2 separate regions of the Homo sapiens genome follow, and region 1 is linked to region 2. Evidence: chromatin loops called from intact Hi-C (ENCODE). Cell type or tissue: tibial artery. All regions are shown on one strand.

What was found. Peaks named below come from ENCODE experiments on the same cell type or tissue, not always from the same donor. Only the 100,000 strongest peaks of a DNase experiment are listed, where the experiment ranks them.
Region 1: a loop joins it to region 2, with 2.6 times the contacts of the local background. A loop is called at or near these places in 1 of 110 quality-filtered maps.

Annotation. Positions count from the first base shown.
Region 1 is chr10:71,983,637-71,987,636 of GRCh38, forward strand. All of the region lies in intron 1 of CHST3 (carbohydrate sulfotransferase 3), which reads left to right. Among named protein-coding and RNA genes, the nearest start is that of CHST3, 21 kb to the left of the region's middle. RefSeq lists enhancers at 1,332-1,381, 1,442-1,511. In tibial artery, no CTCF peak of the experiment used is centred here; DNase peaks (open chromatin) are centred at 1,625, 2,265, 2,575, 3,675 and 1 weaker place; H3K27ac peaks cover 3,837 bases.
Region 2 is chr10:72,242,342-72,246,341 of GRCh38, forward strand. No RefSeq gene overlaps it. Among named protein-coding and RNA genes, the nearest start is that of ASCC1, 28 kb to the left of the region's middle. RefSeq lists an enhancer at 3,032-3,111. In tibial artery, a CTCF peak has its summit at 1,894 (motif pointing right); DNase peaks (open chromatin) are centred at 540, 798 and 1,590; H3K27ac peaks cover 4,000 bases.

The DNA of each region.
Region 1 (4,000 bases), 260 kb before region 2:
GACGGGGTTTCACCATGTTGTTCAGGCTGGTCTGGAACTCCTGAACTCAAGTGATTCACCTGCCTCGGCCTCCCAAAGTGCTGGGATTACAGGCGTGAGCCACTGCGCCTGCCCAAGACCATGCATATTTTTTAGAGTAAAAGTATGAAATACAAACAAATACAGAGAGTTTTCCAGATGAGGCAGGAAAATAGGGTCTAGAGGCAGGGAATGTAAGGCCAATCACACTTCAGCTATAACAGGAAATACCCTCTCCATAGCTCGTGCTCTGTAAATGACTTTGTAACTTTACTTCATCCTCTCCATTTACATAGGGCGTACCCAAAATAACAAATGGAATCCTCTAGAGGGTATTTAAACTCCCCAAAATTCTGTAACGGGCCTTTTGTTTGTTTGTTTGTTTTGAGACACAGTCTCACTCTGTCACCCAGGCTGGAGCGCAGTGGCGCAATCTCAGCTCACTACAGCCTCCGCCTCCCAGGTTCAAGCAATTCTCCTGCCTCAGCCTCTCGAGTAGCTGGGATTACAGGCATGCGCCACCGCACCCAGCTAATTATTGTATTTTTAGTAGAGACGGGGTTTCATCATGTTGTCCAGGCTGGGTTCGAACTCCTGACCTCAAGTGATCTGCCCGCCTCAGCCTCCCAAAGTGCTGAGATTACAGGCGTGAGCCACCATGCTCGGCTGACGGCCTTTTGAGCTCCTGTGCTCGGGCCGCCCCACGCTGTGGAGCGCACTTTCTCAGTAAATCCCTTCATCCCTTCCTTGCTTTGTGCGTTTTGTCTAACTCTGTGTTCAAGACACCAAGAACCTGGACACCCTCCACCTTTAACACAAAGCCACACCACAAGTTGGTGACAGGTCCTGAAAGATCAGTTCCTGACTAGGACTCTGATCTGTCCACTGCTGTACAGCTGCTCCCTTCTGGCTAAATCAGCTTGCTCAGACACAGAGCATAGTGGTTGAATTTGTGGACTGTGGAGCCAGGCTTCCTGTGTTCCGATCCCAGCTCTGCCTTTAACTCAGGGTAAGTTTTCTCATCCCCTTGCCTTTGATGGGGATGGTGACTATTATCCATAAGCATTATCCAGGGTTCTTCCAAAGATTAAGTACATTTATGTACATGAAGTACTTGGAACAATTCCTTGTTCACTGTGTTAACTTCTGTTACTATTCAGCTCCTCTAGGGCAGGGGCTGTGTCTTTTCCTTCCTGTTCCTAGTGCCTGGTTCCATGCTTGGCCCAGAGCAAGTCCTCAGCAAATGAATATACTTGTTTCATGTGAGCTTTTGTCACTCAGAGATTCTTTAGGTACTTTCCCAAAAGCTTGCACTCTTACAAATTTCCATCTTAGTTCTTCAAATCTTTCTTCTCCTCCTTCCTGCCGCAGAATTGCCATAGAGCAGCCTGAAGCTTGCTCTGCCCCTTGCAAAGTCCAGTGAGCCGTTCAAAGATAACCCAGATGTCCCAAGCCTCCCAGCCAGAGTGCCTGTGCTGCGCAGCTGGCGTGGTTGCCCCAGTCTCCTTCGCCCCAAGGCCATGCTTGGCCGACCCCCTGACCCGCTGAGGTTGCGCAGAGCTTTTTGGGCCCTGTAGCAGCACTGCTTGGGCACCAAGCCTTGCATGGTCTCATGGGACTCACTGCCTGCAGCCGCTAGTCCCAGCTCCCCTCCTTACCAGAACCCACACCATGTTGTCCAGCTGATGGGGGATCACATATCATGCTATTCCCTCCAGGATCCTGTCCCCTGTTTTTCTCCCCCTGCCATGAGGAGTAGCATCCTCATTTAGCCTTTCCCTCAGAAAGTCCCCACGCTTATCACTACACATGAATAGATCCCAGGAAGGTCACTTTCTCATGGTTCTGCAAAAAGCCAAACTCCAGTTGAGGTCCAGTTTGAACCCAACTAGTTCACTCCTCTGCCCTAGAAAGGCCATTTCTGCTCAATCTTACTGCCCCACCTCTACTTCCAACTTGCAAAGATCTCTTGAAACCCTGCCTCCTGTTGTGGGAGCTAGTTTTCTTTTCTTTTTTTTCCTTTTCATTACACAGTTTCATTTTGACATAACAGTAGATTCACACGCAATTTTAATAAATTGTACAGAGAGGTCTCATGAATCTGTTACCCACTTCCCCCTATGGTAACATTCTGTGAAAGCCTAGCCTAATGTCACAATCAGAATGTTGACTTCATACAGAATCCCCTGTGGTGCCCTTTTATAACTACACTCACTTCCCTCCTGCCCCCACCCCTTCCTTGACCCTTGGCAATACTAGTCTGTTCTCCATTCTTACAGTTTTGTCATTTCAGGAATGTTCTATAAATGGAATTATGCAGTGTGTAACCTTTTGTGATTGGCTGTTTTCACTCAGCACAGTTCCCTGGAAATTCATCCAAGTTATTGTATGTGTATCAGTGTTGTTTTTTTTTACTAAGTAGGTAAAACAAGGGACACAGACCTGTTCTCCTGGCATCCCTCCCTGGTTAGCAAGAGATTCAGCAGGCCGCTGCCACTCTGGCCTTGCTGATAGCTAGTGTGTGTGCAGGCAGCAGCTCCCGCTGTCTGTAAGAGCGCCAGGGTAGTGAAGTTGGGTGCTCTAAAAGTAGTGGCTCTCCATCTTTGCTGATTCTAGGTTAGAATCACCTAAGGAGCTTTAAGTAATCTTGATGCCCAGGCCACACCAATGCAATCTGAATCTGGAGGTGGCACCCAGGCCTCAGTGATTTGTAAACTTCTCTGGATGATTCTTATGCTGTCAGAGTTGAAAACCAGTCCTCTAAAACAGCCGCAGCAGATTCACAATAGCTGTGCCATCCTCCACCCATGATAGATGTCACAGAGCAATCGCAGCACTCGTATTTTCAAATACGGCGCTCCAGGCAGCCCCTTCCCATCTGTCAGCTTTGGCCCGGGGTGGAAATTGACTTGCCCTCTTAGCTGAGAAACCGTTTGGCCATGGCCATGTCCAGGTGTGCCCAGGCCCGAGGCCTGACATGTTAGGTGAGTGTCCCTGTAAGTAATGCTGGAAAGGTGGGCCCTTGACCGATAGGAATAGTTGCAGCAGGCAGAGATCGCCTGGGGCTGGTTCTATAAGATAAACCCGAAGTGGATCAGCCAGTGTCCCTCCCCTGCAGCCCAGCATGGGGAGAGATGTACCCAAGAAATACCAACCAACAGTGCCATTGGCATAGACGGGCTCTGGCTGACATTTGTTCAGACCAGCAATAATGCCCAGCCTGTGTGCAATCTTCCCAATTTTCGGAGCTCACACAGCTTCCTTGATGCTCACAACAACCCTGTGGGGCCAGCCTAAGCTCAGAGAAGTTAAATTCCTCACCCAACGTCAGCAGAGAGTAAGTGGGAGAGCTGGGACCCACTCCAAGTCTGTCCGAGTTCAGGGCCATCTGTCCAACGCTCAGAGCAGTTAGACAATTGACCTCTGTTTCCACTGGCAGACCGAGTGTAGATGGGCTCCTCTGTGGCCATAGATCAGTCAGAGGATAGCAGCAGACACATGCGGACCAAGCCTCCTGCTGCCCAAGACCCCTGTGGCCCCTCTCTCCCTAACCGCTGCTTCTCCTACAGATCTAGTGCAGAGATGTTGGACAGAACACAAGAGGTTGAAGTCAGGGCGGGAGCAGGAAAAAAAAAAAGAATAAGAAGAAAAGAGGCTGGAGTTCCTCCTTTCATCACAGGAATAAAACCCCTTCCTGCTGTCAATGGGACCATTAAGTGGGAGTTTGAGGAAGCTCCAGAGGATTCAAATTCTGTTGCCACTGTATAGAAACAGAGGAGACCGACGCAGTGACTCACATCTGTAATCCCAGCACTTTGGGAGGCTGAGGCGGGCAGATCACTTGAGGTCAGGAGTTCAAGACCAGCCTGGTCCGCATGGTGAAACCCTGTCTGTACTAAAAATACAAAAAAATTAGCTGGGCGTGGTGGTGCCTAACTGTAATCCCAACTACTCGGGAGGCTGAGGCAGGAGAATGGCTTGA
Region 2 (4,000 bases):
TTTTACAATGGGAGAGGTCAAAGAAAAAGGGGATAATTGGCCAGGCACGGTGGCTTACACCTGTAATCCAAGCACTTTGGGAGGCCGAGGCAGGTGGATCACCTGAGGTCAGGAGTTCGAGACCAGCCTGGCCAACATGGCGAAACCCCATCTCTACTAAAAGTACAAAAATTAGCCAGGCATGGTGGCAGGTGCCTGTAATCCCAGATACTCGGGGGGCTGAGACAGGAGAATCGCTTGAACCTGGGAGGCGGAGGTTGCGGTGAGCTGAGATCGCGCCATTGCACTCCAGCCTGGGCAACAAGAGTGAAACTCCGTCTCAAAAAAAAAAAAAGAAAGAAAGAAAAGAAAAAGGGGATAATTGACGGACGGATCCCTGAGGAAGTGGGAGGAGGTGAGAGCCAGAGCCTGGCTGGCGTGAGGCGGGAGAACAGGATGTGCTGCTGTGGGTAAATGTGTAGGAGGGGCAGCAGGAAGAGGGGGCATTCCCATCCAGTGGCCTCTCTTTTCTCAGTAAAGGAGAGGCAAGTTGGCCTACTGCCTGTGTCCCAGGGTCAGAAGGCTTGCCAAACCTATTCAGGGGCCTGTTGCAGTGAGAGGCCTTGCATTTACAGTAGCACCACTCTTTGGGGAAGTCCACCAGCAGCTCCCAGCAGCCTGGCAGGAGGAATGGAAAAAATGAGCAGTTGGTGGTTGAAGTCTTGCATGGTAGGGGTAAGGGGCTAAGCAAATTGTTGGACCAGGCTGGAGAGGGAGGGAAGTGAAAACAAAAAGAGGCCCCCAGAGAGAAACTAACAGGGTCAACCACTTATTGAGGGTCTACTATGACACAGGCAATGTGTAGGGAAAGAGAAATAAAAAGGTATGGCAGGCCGGGCACGGTGGCTCACGCCTGTAATCCCAGCACTTTGGGAGGCCGAGGTGGATGGATCACCCGAGGTCAGGAGTTCAAGATGAGCCTGGCCAACATGGTGAAACCCCGTCTCTACTAAAAATACAAAAATTAGCCGGGCATGGTGACGCACGCTTGTCGTCCCAGCTACTTGGGAGGCTGAGGCAGAAGAATTGCTTGAACCCGGGACGCGGAGGTTGTAATGAGCCGAGATCGCACTGTTGCACTCCAGCCTGGGCGAAAGAGCGAGACTCCGTCTCAAAAAAAAAAGGGCAATAGTTTCCAAACCTGGCATTCTTCAGAATTAAGCTGAAAAAAATAAAAAATGCAGAATCCTGGCTTCATTCCTGGGGTCTAGTAGGTCTAAGGGAAAGGGGGGTTGCACATGACAGTTATGTAGTCAGATCTGGAAGCCTCTTGGACCCATAGAAGAGGCAGAGGAGTAAACAGACGCGTGCAATATATACCGTGGGATAAGGCCATGGCCCTGGTCTGTACAGGCTGCCATGGAAGCCAAGAGGACTTGGGAGTGGGAATGCCGAGGAGATGACAAGGAGCCTTTCCTAGAGAAGGCGAGCCTGCTCTTGAACATGATGATGAGAGACAGCGCGCCACACACAAAGGGAAAGATGCCAAAGAAGCGTTCCACGCACAGGGAACAGCATGTGCAAAGTCAGGAACTCCAGGTCCCTTGGAACACACATGTGGAACTGCAGCTCATTTGGTGTGGATGGAGCACAGCACGTAAACGGGGGTGTGGTGAGAAGTCTCAGGAGAAGGAAGCAAGAACCAGATTGTCTGAGCCTTGTTCACCACACTCCACTTTCCATCCAAAGCACATTCTTCAGAAAGAGCCAGGGACGCCTAAGAGGCCAAGAATCCCAACTTGCACAATAAATAACTTAGAAAGCAGGCTCGGCTGGGCCTGGAAGGGTTAGACCCATCGGCTGGTATAATGCAGCAAATGTGATTTTTGCAGACCACTAGGTGGTGAGCAGTATTTTTGCTGTGACTGCAGACAGCATTCACAGATTTTTAGTTATTTATTTACTTTAAGGGAGAGGCATATGTCCTAAACACGCAAAGAATTATCGAAGGAGCCTTCCTTCTGGGCTCTGAGCCAAAACCAGGATAACAGACAGCCTGAAGTATCACATTTAAAGTATATGGACATTGTGGAAAGATGTTTTTCCCCCATATGGCTTCTCCTCCCTTTTGCCCTGGGCCCTGAAAGCCTGAAGTAGACTCCCACACTCTTTCTCTCCCTCTCTGTTCTCAGAAATCTCCAGACATATATTTGAAGATAAACCAACAAACACAGACATTTCATTTGTTTAGCAAACCGAAAGGTTACGTTTGGGGGGCTGTTCAAGTCATACTCTACCCACTTAACTTTCTGCAGTCTCCAAAATAGAGTCAATCTGTAATATCTTACAAAGTCAGAGTGACTTAGCTTTCAAAATAAACACACAATGATCGGAGGACAACCTAGGACTTTGCCATCCCAGGCCAATGTCATTCCCCAGAAAGGACTCAGGGCTCATTCTGTAATCCTGCTCCAATGCTCAAGGCTAGAGAATGCTTTTTGCCTGCACTCCTGATAATGAAAAGGAAAATCAGACTCTCAGGAGCAGCCCAAGACCACAGCTGGAGTATAAGACTCCATGGCCTCCAGAAACCTGACTCAGGAGCCGGGAAGAAGGCAGAACATTGTCCCCAAGGCATCTCTCAACACAGAGGTATCCATCCCGAGGGCTAGAAAAGATTCTGGAAGAGGAGAATGAAGGATCAAGGAGAAAGGCAGCCTTGCTATCTGAAAGCACAGGGCCCTGACACCACCTGTAGTTAAGCCTTATCTGGTACCCTGCCAGCCAAGGAGTGTCCTCATTAGGCAAATAGGAAAACAGAGGCTGAGTCCCAAAAGTCTGCAGCTTCACTTGACCCTGGGGATCAACTCCTCCTCCAACTGCAAAGGGGAATTTCTTGCAGATAAGCAATCTCCCATTCTGAGTTATTGCAGTCTCTTTTTCTACCCTGCTGACTCTGTGGCCACAGTGCACTTTCCACTTAAAAGAGTTAGGCCAGGCCAGGTGTATAATCCCAGCGCTTTGGGAGGCTGAGGCGGGCAGATCACTTGAGGTCAGAAGTTCAAGACCAGCCTGGTCAACATGGTGAAACCCTGCCTCTGCTGGGTGCGGTGGCTCACACCCAGCACTTTGGGAGGCTGAGGCTGGTAGATCACGAGGTCAGAAGTTCAAGACCAGCCTGGCCAATATGGTGAAACCCCGTCTCTACTAAAAATACAAAAAAATTATCTGGGCGTGGTCGTGGGTGCCTGTAATCCCAGCTACTGGGGAGGCTGAGGCAGAGAATTGCTTGAACCCGGGAGGCGGAGGTTGCAGTGAGCTGAGATCACGCCATTGCACTCCAGCCTGGGCGACAGAGCGAGACTCTGTCTCAAAAAAAAAAAAAGGAAAAAAAAAGAAAGGCTGCTTCTACTAAAAATACAAAAATTAGACGGGCATAGTGGCACGCGCCTATAGTCCCAGCTACTCAGGAGTCTAAGGCACAAGAATCGCTTGAACCCAGGAAGCAGATGTTGCAGTGAGCTGAGATCACACCACTGCACTCCAGCCTGGGCGACAGAGTGAGACTCCGTCTCAAAACAAAAAGGTAGGCTCCTAGAAGGAGGCTAATTGGAAGCTGCTGAGGGGGATGGAAAGTCTTCAATAACAAAGGTAGGAGTGATCAGGAGGGCCTGGGCTCAGAATTCACACCTCTCATTCTGTACCCAGTGTCTCAGGGTAGGTAGAAGTAGCACCCAGGCACTGGGAACCCTGGGAACATTCATCATGGTTAACACATGGTGAGTGAAGGGTTACTATATGTGGGGCATTGTGCCAAGCACTCCCCACGCACGATGTCATTTACGAAAAGACCATGTGGGATGGGAGGAAGCCACCAAGTTATGGCAGGGATGGCAGGAGAAAATCCTACAGCCTAAGACTACAGGGTCCTTGGCTATTATATTCATTTGACAGGGCTGCCATAACAAAATACCACAGACTGAGTGGCTTAAACAACAGAAGCTTATTGTCTTGCAGTTCT